2 separate regions of the Mus musculus genome follow, and region 1 is linked to region 2. Evidence: chromatin contacts called from ENCODE Hi-C or POLR2A ChIA-PET data. All regions are on one chromosome and are shown on one strand. The core of a region is the stretch at or near the end of the contact, and the rest is flanking DNA. Distances in the headings are between cores, read along the strand shown. Region 1 holds the start of Ints10 (integrator complex subunit 10). Region 2 holds the start of Csgalnact1 (chondroitin sulfate N-acetylgalactosaminyltransferase 1).

Region 1 (6,385 bases), core at 3,086-5,585, 59 kb before region 2:
ATTCGAGCAGAGAGAATTATAAAGTAAGTTTGTAAAGTACGAGTTAAGTTTTCCAGTGCTTACTCAAGCACAGAGAATTATAAAGTAAATAATAAGAGAGATAAAGATTTAAGTTTCTTCAGCAAAGCACAGAACAGTAAGAAATAGCTAACTTTTTAGGACAGAGCAATAAGAAAGAGTTAAATTTCCTACCAGGCTGGAGATCATCAGTCTTTTGGCCTTCGTCCAATGCTAGGTCCCATTTCAGCCCTTAAGGCCAGGCAGGCCTGTGGCAACTGTGCCTTCTAGAAATGTGTAATGAGCTGGGGAGATGACTGCTAAGCAACTGTTGTCTTTTCTTAAAGAACAGGAAAGACCAAGCCTACCCCGTGTTGCACCACTGTCTCAGGGAAACGCCTCAGCAGCAGCAGCAACATTTCTGATCGTTCCAGCGTGTTGAAGCATTGCTCTGTCACCTTCAACAACATTTCACACTGGACCCGACCGGGAAGGGTTTCAAATAAACCTGTCAACAACATTTCACCTGTTAAGTTTGTTCTTATTTTCCCCACAAAGAAAATAGGCATCTTTCCATTCATAAAGTACTCAGAATTCATCTGCAAACTAGCATACTTCTGAAATCCAGAGTGTTTGGCACAAGCTGTTTGTTGAATGACCATGAAACATTTGGAGGCCTAATGATGCTGGGGGCAGAATCCATCACCACTGACTACACTAACTATCCTAAGCATGAACTTGCTTAAGTTGAAATGGCCAACACCATCCGCTTGCTAATTATCTAGAATTGGGAGTCTTTGAGGAGCTATCACAATCAACACAGAAGTTTGATGCTTTTTTCTTCTCTTGTGAAGCTCTATCTGGCTTACCTGTGATGGTTTGTATATGTTTGGCATAGGGAGGGGCACTATTAGGAGGTGTAGTCTTGCTGGAGTAGGTGTGTCATTGTGGGTGTTGGTTTTAATACCCGAAGCCAGTATTCTGCTAGCAGCCTTCAGATGAAGATGTAGAATTCTCAGCTCCTCCTGCACCATGTCTGCCTGGATGCTGCCATGTTCCCACCTTAATGATAATGGACTGAATCTCTGAACCTGTAAGCCAGCCCCAATTACATGTTGTCCTTATGAGAGTTGCCTTGGTCATGGTGTCTGTTCATAGCAGTAAAACCCTAACTAAGACATTATCTATAGACGTTTTCATCATCAGAAATATGTAAAATATGTTCAAAATACACTCAACCTTCTGATCTCATTGACAGATGACTATCACACAGGCACAAAGTGTTCTAAGTAAATGATAAAAGGACCAGTTAATATCACTGTGGACTTTCATTGCCTAGAATAAAAAGTAAAGTGGGTTTCACTATGACAGGTGTGACTGAGATGCCTGTGGCAGACGCACTATTCCAGAAGTGGCCATTTATAATTAGACCGGAACTGTACTCACTCCGTAAGAACTGGGTCTGCTTATCTTGTGAGTCGTTCCTCAATGCTGACGTGATGATGCTGATTTCTCTCCATACCACCGGCTGGTCCGGGAAATTCACAAACCTGTTTTTAAAATGAATGCATTAAAGTAAGATGTGAAACTCAAACAAGGAAGAACAATAGCATTTAGAGAAACCCATTTTTCTTTAGGTGAATGATTACATATGTCTGAACAAAGGATAGAAATACACAAAAATAATCTATCAGTTTGAAAAATTTGAGAGTACTCATAAAAATCTTTAGACATTGTTGTGAATGAGGGGCTGGAGATGTAGCTCAGTTAGACTGATTGCTTATCATGCACAAAGCCCTGGGTTCCAATCCTGTATTCTACAGCACAGGTGTGGCGGTGAATGCCAGTAGTCACAGTGTTTGAGACATAAAGGCATGAGATCAGAGGTTCAAGGTCATCCTCAGATACTTTTTTTTTGGGGGGGGGGGAGCGGCTCTTTTCTTTCTTTCTTTCTTTCTTTCTTTCTTTCTTTCTTTCTTTCTTTCTTTCTTTCTTTCTTTCTTTCTTTCTTTCTTTCTTTTCTCGAGACAGGGTTTCTCTGTGTAGCCCTGGCTATCCTGGAACTCACTCTGTAGACCAGGCTGGCCTCGAACTCAGAAATCCACCTCCCTCTGCCTCCCAAGTGCTGGGATTAAAGGTGTGCGCCACCACTTCCTGGCCTCAGATACTTTAATAAATCTGAACCCACAGCAATCTAGAGGACACAAAAGACGTGGTCTCAGAAAGAGAAAACAAAAGCAAGCCAAGAGCCTTCATGCATTCACCCGTTTACACTGTGACCAGTCAGCTCCAGCTCCTGTTGCTATGCCTTCCCCACCAGGATGGACTGTATCCTTAAAACCTGAGTCAGGACACACCCTTCCTTTCTGAGCTGCTTTCTATCAGTCACAGCAACAGAAAAAAATAACACTCTATTAAAAACAACAAGAAAAACAAGAACAAAACTCACAAAGGTAAACCACAGGCCAGAAATAACCAAAGAGAACAGTCGCAGCGACACTCGTATGAGGGGCACCAGCAGTATAGTAGCCGGGCGGTGGTGGCGCACGCCTTTAATCCCAGCACTCGGGAGGCAGAGGCAGGCGGATTTCTGAGTTCGAGGCCAGCCTGGTCTACAGAGTGAGTTCCAGGACAGCCAGGGCTATACAGAGAAACCCTGTCTCGGGGGAAAAAAAGAAACAATGATATAGTAAGATATCATTTTCCCCATGATACAGGTGGGGTGTGGCGGCATAGCCTCTGTCCCAGCTAAGAAAAGAGGAACAAGTGGGTCTGAGTTCAACACTACCCTGCCCAATAAAGTGAGGTTCCTCTGTCTCATGAGGAAGAAAAGGAAAAACAGGGGTGGTGGTGGTGGAGGAGATGAACATATACAGGTTGGCAAAAATGTGGAAAACTGCCAATTCATATATATACACATATAAATATATATGTATATATATATATATATATATATATATATATATATATATATACATACATATATATAATTTGTGGAAACAGATATTTAGGCTATCCTTTTTAAAGAGTAATTTGATAGATGATGAATTGTACATATCCCTTAGCTACAAAACATCAAAATATGGGTGCAGAATTACTCACTGACATTCCAAACATAAATAAATTGGAAATTAACCATGCACCCAGAAAATGATACATGGCCATTAAGAACATCAGTTGTCTCTATAGACTAGACCCAGAGGGTCCACAACAGCGGGTTATGAAAGTACACTTCAGGGTAGAATGGCCTCGCTTTTATCAGCTACCCAGTGTATGTATGTATACATATGGAGACACACAAAACTTAGCTCTGGGTTAGAAGGGATTTCACATTTCATTCTATCAATTGCTGTCTGAATGTTTGTAATGAGCCTATGATAAATCACTGGCTACAAATTTGGGGATTAAAATACAAGAATTAAAAAGTCGTCTCTGTAGAACGCCTGTTGGCAATTAAGGCCTGAATTCTGGGTACCAGGGAAGAGGATGATCTTGCAGAGCCCCGACTGCTACTATCAATTGTTCATATCTGAAGAGGACCCCTTCAGATATCAACAATAGCTCCCAGAACGATCCCAGTTAACTCACATGTCATACAGCAACCTCCCTGCGGTGGCAGTCCTCTCGGCATTCCGTTCGATGGTGTACATTTCATACTGAAACAAGGCAGACAGGGTCAACGGCTTCCACGGTGGTAGCTGGTCCAGCTCCAGCCCACCTGCAGCACTGCTCAGAGGTGGGCCTTCACCCAGAACACCCACGAAGGGAAATGAGAGCCTGGTGGCCCAGAATTCACCCCATCTGCAGGGCTTCTAGGATCAAGTGGAGTAGAAACGTCCCCAAAGAAGCAGCAACTGAACAGATGGCTGCTACCATGATCAATGAATGAATGCCCTGGGCCCTAGTGGCAAAGATGCACTGTACAGGATCAACCAGACCCGGATTTACTGTATGGTTTCCGCCTTTGCAGGTGCTGGGGAAAAGGTTGGTCAACTGTCCTGTGGAGCAGGGTAGGAGCAACGTGGGGAGGGGGACAGCGGCCGCGCAAAGCGCCCAGGGCCACTGGGCTCGGCCAAACGCTCTCTTCCGCGCGTGCGGACGCGCCGGGTCTGACTCACCTGGATGTTGAAGTCGGCCGGGTAGAGGCTGCGGGCCGTGATCAGCCATGCCTTGGCTGCCCACAGGTCCTGGGGCACTAGTTCCCGGGCTCGCTGCACCAGAAACTCACAGTCGCCCTGGGCCGACATGGTCCCGGGTTTTTGCCCTTCCAGTAGGCGACACTAGGGCGCCGCCAACCCCCAGGTGGCCACTGCGCATGCCCAGAGACCAGCCAACCACAGGCCGCAGAGGTTCTGTAGAGTCCTATGGAAACTACGGAGACCTGGATTTTCATTACTCGGATTGCCATCCGTCGATGGTAGCGCGCCGCTGACCGCCTGGGAGTAAGCGTCAGAGTCGGCAACCCTGTGCTCCAGGTTCTTGCGTTCTCCTTTGATTCCAGCCCGGGTTTGAAGGTCCGCGACACGCTCAGACACGGAGCGGCGGTCCTTCGGTGTAAATAAACCTGGTGCCCAGGGTTAAGGTGTAGTTTCGAAGTGTCGCGGAGGGCTGGGCCTGGACTGTGCAAGACGACCCCACCCTCGCATGCGGAAAGACCCTGGATCGCCTGTTGCTTTTGAGCTTTGCCAACATCTTTGCCCCTGCCCCAGGCATTATTTCGCCTGAATCTTATTCTTTTTCTCCTATACGGAAAAATTAGCATTTAGAAGATGCTCGGCTGGATGTCCGAACCACCTGCTCTGCAAGAGTTAAAAAAAAAAACAAAAACAAAAACAAAAAAAAACAAAAAAACAAAAAAAAAACAAAAAAACTTTGATCATTTGAACAATGGAAAATAGCTGCAGTATAAATCGGTACCGAAATCCTGGCTTTGGTTTTGCATTTGAACAACCACAATAACAAAACAGTCCCCCTGTTCTGTTGACAAGGCAATATTCATTTATTGAATTGGAAGTGTCCGGAAAGTGAATTGCTAGCTTTGGTTTTCCGTCTAAGTGCATGTATATATATATATTTCTTATAGGTGTTTGTATATAGTTCCTATCAACTGTAGCCATCATTTGCCACTTAAAACCAGGACATCGAAGAATTCAGAGCTGGTTTTCTTTTCTTTTTTCCTTTGAGACATTCGGTCATGGCCCAAGCTGACCTTAAACTTGGCAAGTATACGAGGATGATCTTAAACTCCTGATTCCTGACTTCCATCTCCAAAGTGCTGGAATTAAGGACATGTGCCTGTTCTGATTAATTTTTTTTTCTTTAACAAAGAAATTAGGAATTTACTTATTTAAGTAAAAAATACAGATATTAAAAATAAATATGAATATAAACATTACAATAGTGAATTGCAGTTCTTGGATGAAGCTTTGTTTATGTCAAAGATTATTTGTGAAGAGAAGGGACATAGGCTACGAAACAAAACTATTTGGGGCAATAAACATCTACATCATCTCTGATATCTGACCTAACTGTCTTCTTCCAGATAAGCTTTTTAGGAGGGATCTTTAAGCCTGGAAGACTTGAAGCTCCAGTAACCTTCAAGTTAAGAATGAAATAATACCTGGTCTTTATGGAAGAGGTTTCCCAACCTTTCTCTAGCCCAGCTACCCGATGTCTATGCTGGCAAATGCATTGATCTGTTGCTCTCTTTTGTTCTGTGATCCTAGAAGCTCAGGTGGCTTCCCTACCGTGAACATATCATCCAAGGCAAGGTGAGACCTGGCCAAACCATCTCATTCATATTAAGCTTTGAATGAACTTTCTTTTAAGTTCCTTTATTGTTTTATATCGATCTTATTTATAGAAATGTAAAAATACAGGCTTGCTAATGAATAATTTATAAACAAGTAGTAAAAATTTGTGGTGAATTAGTGTGCTGATTCAAAAAGTGCAGAGACAGAGGGGTGTCGTTTTAGGTAAAACACCAAAAAATGTCAAACTCAAGTTTGGTTATCCTGAATTTTTAAAGGAAGTCTGAAAATTTAGCTGGCCATAGTGGCTCAAACCTTTTATACCAGTACTTGGAACAGAGGCAGGTGGACCTCTGTCACTTCAAGGCCACCCTGGTTTATTTAGGCAGTGTCAGGCTAACCAAGGCAAAGAACAGAAAGAGAAACCAAAGAGGCTGGAAAGATGGCTCAGCCACCCTGGTTTATGTAGGCAGTGTCAGACTAAACAAGGCAAAGAACAAAAAAGAGAAACCAAAGGGGCTGGAAAGATGGCTCAACAGTTAAGAGCACTGACTGCTCTTCTGAAGGTCCTGAGTTCAAATCCCAGCAACCACATGGTGGCTCACAACCATCCGTAATGAGATCTGTGCCCTCTCCTG
Region 2 (6,270 bases), core at 1,301-3,800:
TGTCCTTGAAAATTCAAACAGCATAATTTAATTTCTAAATCATGCTTATGAAATATATTTTAACTCTATAACATTTCAGGTACAAGCTAAAATCCAAGTAGTAAATTTTTCCTTTTTGGTAGTAAATCTTAGAAACTGGTTTTAGCGAGGCTAGGTTTATGTCTATAATCCTAGTTCCCAGGAGGCCACACAAAATGTCTTCTCTTTTTGTTCCTTTTTAATTTTTTCATCCAACGCTGACCTTTACATTCATTACAGTGAATGTCTGTAATCATAGCACTCAGGAGCCCAAGGCAGGAGGATCATAGGTTGAAAGTGGTTCTTGGCTACCATGAGTTTGACATCATCCTGGACTCATGAGACTGAGTCTCTAAATAATAAAACAGAAACTACATCTAGGCTTAGTGTTCTGCCCAGCCTTTCTGGTCCTTGGCTCTAGGGCATGCATGGAAATCCATCTTTCTGCTAGTTTCACTGTTCAGTTTTGTCGGGGGCTGCCTCTCCTGATGATGGAGATAAAATGTCCACATGACAGAACTCTGTAAGAGAACTTCCTGAGCAGATAATCCACTGTAAATTTCTCTCTTGTTCACCCAGGAAAAGGTATCTTCTCTTAATGATGCTGTTACTTAGTTTAATTGCGTTATCACTTTCTCAATTCAATTATTTTTCATATACTATTGAAGCTATTAAAAACAGAAGGACACCGGTCCCGGAAAACTGGCTTTCAATTGGCATGCAGTGACACACTGGCATATGCGTTGGTATCTCCTGCAATACCCCAGAGCCAATATCCAAGTGGGAGACGTTCGAAAGTGGTGACCTGATGCACCTCCACATGCTAAACACCCATAAAGGAACCACAGTCGACCCTTAAGTGGTCCCCTTCTTTATTCTATTTAGAGTAATAGAGATTATTGTATCTATAAATGTGGGAAGCCACATGTGCCGTTGCAGAGTGGCGCTGGCTACTGCTGGCCACCATGCATAAGTTTGGACAAACAACCAATGTGTACATATGCAGTAAAGTTTTTTGCCAAGATACTGCCTGGCCCGGGCATGATAATGAGGTTTTGAGAGTATAGCCAATCAGATGTGAGACATGCAAATGAGGTATGATAATGAGACTCTGTGAGGTACTAAGAGAGAGTAACCAATCAGATGAGGAACATGCAAATGAGGTATAGTGCATAACCAATCTGGGTGTGAGACACGCCTCTCCTAGGCCTATATAAGCAGCACAAGTTCTGGGCTTGGGGTCTCTTTGCTTCTGCAATCAAGCTCTCCCAATAAACGTGTGCAGAAGGATCCTGTTGCAGCGTCATTCTTGCTGGTTGAGTCGGGCGCACGCAAGATATAAAGTATGTTCTCTATCTTTCACATAGCCTGCAGGGCATGTCTGTGCTGGGGCCATGGCATACTCAGAATTTCTAGCCCATTTTTCCAAACTAAAACCTATGTATAACTTTATTACATGATTCTGGAGACACCATTGAGTAAAGAGATGAGAGCTACTTCAGTAGGTGAAAGCAATCAGAACTAGAAGAACCTATCAGTAGATGAAGACAGGAATGCTTTAGTGGCAGTTAGGACAAAAGCTCTGAAGAAGTTGCCCGACTACCTACTAAGTGTGAAATCAAAAAACCCTGACTTCCACCTAGTGACGTCCATCTGCAAATGGAAATTGCCATATGATTGCCTTTTGAGGATGCTAGGAGCTAATCTGTGAGAAATAACTGATGTCCACATATGTACGTGCATATCTATGCAGTGTTAACTCTTTGTTATCTTCCTATCATGCAGTACTTTGATGCAGCTAGAAAAATTACACTGTATGTTTTGTGATTTGGCAAACACGGATTCTTCTATTTTTCCACGAATCTCAGCTGAGTTGATGTAGGGATGTGGCCGCTAGAGGTCCTTACAGACATCGCTTAGCCACAGTTGGGGCTGAAGGGTTAAAGGGGTTTCTGATCTTTTGTAAATAAAAGCTTCTTACTGAAGGCCTTATTACTACAACTCAGGGCACCCAAAACAGTGACTATCTTATTAATTCTCTCAAGTAGAGTGTAAGAAGTTTTGGAGGCAAGCCATTAGGACAGTCCTAGCAGCGCAAATGCCTCGGGGATGAGTTGGGGAGTGGGGACGAACTTGTAGGATAGATGCCCCCTCTCTGTTGGGGCGCAACTTCCAACAGTGCCCTAGTCTCTATCGCCAACTTCTCTGATGTTGGTGATCAATCACACTTGAAGTCTCTACGGTACAGGAGACCCTGCTCTCCACTCATGCTCCCTGCAGTGACAGTCTCTCAACCAGGGCACCCTGCTCTGCTCGGACCTGGAGCGGGGACGCACTGCAGACTGGCCCTGGAGGAATTAGATGACTGCAGCCATACACGACCCCAGCCCTGAGGCCCACGCTACCCCCACCTCTCAGCTCTCGGCTCCTCGGGCTCCCACTCGGAGGCCGGCGCTGTGCTTGGCCGCTGTTCAGCCCGCGCTCCCCGCTTTCCCCCTCCCCCTACTGCTCCGGGTCCCTGGAGGCTCAGCGGCTGTTGGAACTGGAGGTGGAGCCGAGCCCAGGGCCGCCTCGCAGGAGGGAAAGTTCAGCGGCAGCAGGGGAGCAGCGTAGCCGAGGGATCCGGCTCCGCTGTCTGCAGTGTTGCCTGGGGTAAGTCGGGGTCCCTACCCTGAGGGCTGGACGGGTGTGGCCCGCTATGTGCGGGCGTGTCGCTGCCGTTTTCCAGTCCGCGCCACTGCCCCCGACCTCGACCTCAGGGTGGCTCTCTGTCAGCCGGGAGGACGCCTGCACCGCTGGCTTCCAGAGACCACTGCTGTCCTAGGGCTGAGGACTCCGGAATCACTGCCCTCTGTAGCCCTTGCGAGGCGCGTGGAGGGATCGGTGTCTCTAGGTGGACGCGCGAGGGTCCCGTGCCGCACCCCACGGCCAGCTCAGCTTCTTCAGCGGTAATTGAGCCCCCAGCTGTTGGCTTACTCTCCAGAAACCCCACTTCAAAGTAGCCTTGGCATATGTGCGGGTGCCTCTAGTTTGCTGTTTTTGGATTGTATTTGCTGTGATGAAGAGGGTGGCCCGTGGGCAGCACGCTCCCCTGCATTGTGCCGCCGCGATGGTGACTCTCTGGATCCCAAGGGTCTTCACATCTGCATGTGACTGCATGCAGTTGTATGTGCCAGGGGCGGGGAGAAGCTCTTCCAGGGAATGGTCTAGGGGTGCAGTGGGGCATTCCGAGGGCTGGAGGAAAAGGAAAGCTGTGCTGGGCGAAGGCAAAGTTGTTTGTTTCCGCCACACTTCCTGCACCTGTACCCCTGTCGTCAGTGATTCTGAAGTTATGGAGGAAAAGACGTTAACACTATTGTACATATCCTCAGTGGACGCTAAAAATGAAGTAGTAATGAATGATCGGATGGCTGTATTTTGCAAAATCCATTTTTTATTCAGATTGCAACGACTTGGCACAGTTTTGACTTAAATGTCATTAAAGACAACTAACTACGATTCTATATTTATAAAGAATTTAAATATCTAGTAAACCCTAGCAATTCCACGGGGTTTATTGGATTGTGTTGACACTTTTTGTTCAAGAGAGCTCCAATTATTATGGTCCTTGAGCATTAATAAACTATGGGTTCTGCTGCGTGGAGAGAAGTCTAACAAACTTGGAAACAGAAGTGTAAGGCAGAGAGTAACTGGTTCTCTAGGCATAAAAGGTCACCTGAACACACAGAAGAGGGATTGCTGTAACAGAGGGATTATGTGTTGAGCTTCCAGAAAATATGAGATGGGCAATTCCCATTGTAGGAACCTAATACATATATGATCACTCCTCTGCATTGAATCAACTACCTAATGGATGTGTCCAATGTGCTTCACTAGGGTGAGCTCAGGAAGTGAGCTTCGTAGGGTGAAGAACAGCTATTAAAACAGCCTAAGACAAAATCATGAACGTACTTAAAGCACTGAGGTTTTCTTGTGTGATTAGTGTCTGAATAATTAGCACGGTGTAATTGTCAAGCTTGAACTTTGCAGATTGGGACACACCTGCTGTCACTCCAAATTACGAGATATTACTTTAATTTCTCTCCATCTTCTTGTCTCAGATCTCCTATATCTAGTTGCAAGCCATATTAGCGAGCTTCAAAGAAAAAAAATATCCATTGTTTAGATTCACCCATTTACATCATTGTGAGATTGTGTTTGCTGTTTCGGAGAACTGGCATCCAAGAGGTTCATCCTACTTTTTAGCTGCATGACCCAGGGCCAGTCACATATTAAATGGTTTCAAGATTCTTCATTTGATAACAATACTTGACAGAGTGAAATAACATTCTTTTCTAAGCACCCAGAGATACAGTAGACCCCTCCCAAATGCTATCCTTTGCCTCTCTTAAATACTTTTAGATATGCTTTGACACTTAAAGCATTAACAATAATAATTCCTTCTTTTATGTGATCTTTTGCTTGTTGATTCATGCTCCATCTATGCATCCATCCATGAGGTCATTACCACTGAAGACCATCGGATTTCCTGTATAATATTCCCTGCTTGGATGTTGGCTCTCTCGAGAATGGTAGTAGGCAGTGCTTCATGGGTTTCTTTGGGTTGAGAATCCATCATCAGGATTAGGGATGATGAAGTGGACTTCCCAGTCTCCCTGTTTCCCAGCTCTGTGCTAAATAAGATGATGCCACACCCAAAGAAGAAACAGTAAGCTGTGAGTGGCTGTTGCCTTTCTTGCTTACCCTGTGCCATTCAATGGCAAGCAGCAAGGACTTCCTACACCTTTACTGATTTGAAGCTTACAGTGCAATGAAGTTATTCTTCAGCTCACATCCTTCTTCGTGTACTCCTGATGAAGGGACCTTGGGACTGTAAATTATAGCCCTACCATATATTAAGGCTAACAGAGGTACTAAAGAGGCTGAGCTCAGGTAGACTTTATTACCTATTGATTTGGGCCTCATGATAAAGTGGTCTTATAAAACTTGTAATAGCTGAGGTCTCAGAGTAGTGGCTCTGCCACTAGGGGCCTCCTTGGTACACTGGATTACCCTGGGCTGTCATATGTTCCCATCCTTCTGTCCTTTCAGTAGCAAAGAACTTGAACGTTCTTCATCAGAGAAGGACGTGCATATAAAAAGGACTATAAAAGGCCTGGAGATCAGTGAAAGCCCCCTCTTTGATGGAATCAATGTGGTTTAAAACATAACTTTAGAGACTTAAAAATTTGGCTTTTTTAAAAACTTTTTATATTATAATATTCAAATATGGAGGTTTTTTTAAATTTAGGAAATAAATATACAATTCAGATGTAGAATTTAATGTTCTCTCTCTCTCTCTCTCTCTCTCTCTCTCTCTTTCTGTGTGTGTGTGTGTTTGTCCATCTGTTTTTGGTGGATTTTTTTCACTTAATCTTTCAATGTATTTTAAATAGCTTTTTCTTCTAAACGGATACTTGTAGGACTAAAATAATATGAATTGCCTTTTTTATATAGCGAGTTGGAGCTCCTCCCTTCCCTACCCTCTCCCCTTCTTCTTCTCTGCCTCTTTTTCTTCTTGGAGCTACATTAAAATTTGCCTTTAAGATGTCTTGTTACATTCTACAATGTAGCACTCAGGGTATCTTCTGTGTGAGAAGTTTGGTTGAAGTTAGAGCCTCAAGTATGAAGCCCAGGCTGGCTGCAACCTTGCAGTGGTCCCTGAGCTACCACTCCCAGCTACGGGTTTTGAAACACTCTTGTATATTCTGATTTTAATGAAGTTAGTTGGGCTTTAGAATATTTGTTGGACAACTTAAAGGTGTCTTTATTTCCTAGATATATCTTGTTATTTGGTAAAAGAAGCACTGACAGTATATGTAAATGGGCATTATTGTCCCCAATATCGTCATACTGTTTGCAAATAAATAAGAGAAAAATTTCAGGTTTTCAGTGAGACTTAATTTAGTCTGAGAAACTAAGCACTTCTACTCTGCACTGAAACATCGGCTAAGGTAACAGAAGTTAGCACCTTGAGACCCCAGTTCTCACAAAGGGCTTTCTCTTCTTATTTAGCAGAGCCTTTCTGAATTCAGAAACGTTACAAACATCAAGTTCAGATGTCCTCATGTTGTGATTTGAAGGCAAGGTGATATGATTGTTGTTTTTTAATGAAGGTATAGATCACGCTGTGGCTAAGGAACAAAATAAAAGGACTAACTTTAACTGTGAAGGGGCCATAGATGGTTGTTTATTATCATCTCCCCCTGATTA

The links. A loop is a pair of places that touch in the nucleus more often than their neighbours do. ChIA-PET counts read pairs that join two places held with the same protein, here RNA polymerase II (POLR2A).
Region 1: a map of T-helper 17 cell shows a loop between it and region 2 (2.4-fold over the local background). The contact joins the promoter of Ints10 here to the promoter of Csgalnact1 in region 2. A Hi-C loop is called at or near these places in 1 of 37 maps with a recorded cell type or tissue (T-helper 17 cell). POLR2A ChIA-PET finds 5 or more read pairs at or near these places in 1 of 5 experiments (embryonic stem cell).

Annotation. Positions count from the first base shown.
Region 1 is chr8:68,791,879-68,798,263 of GRCm38, reverse strand. Ints10 (integrator complex subunit 10) reads right to left here and starts at 4,335. Exons shown (of 17, transcript NM_027590.4): 1 at 4,116-4,335; 2 at 3,586-3,653; 3 at 1,444-1,547; 4 at 366-505. The coding sequence starts at 4,244.
Region 2 is chr8:68,731,426-68,737,695 of GRCm38, reverse strand. Csgalnact1 (chondroitin sulfate N-acetylgalactosaminyltransferase 1) reads left to right here and starts at 2,550. Exons shown (of 10, transcript NM_172753.5): 1 at 2,550-2,670.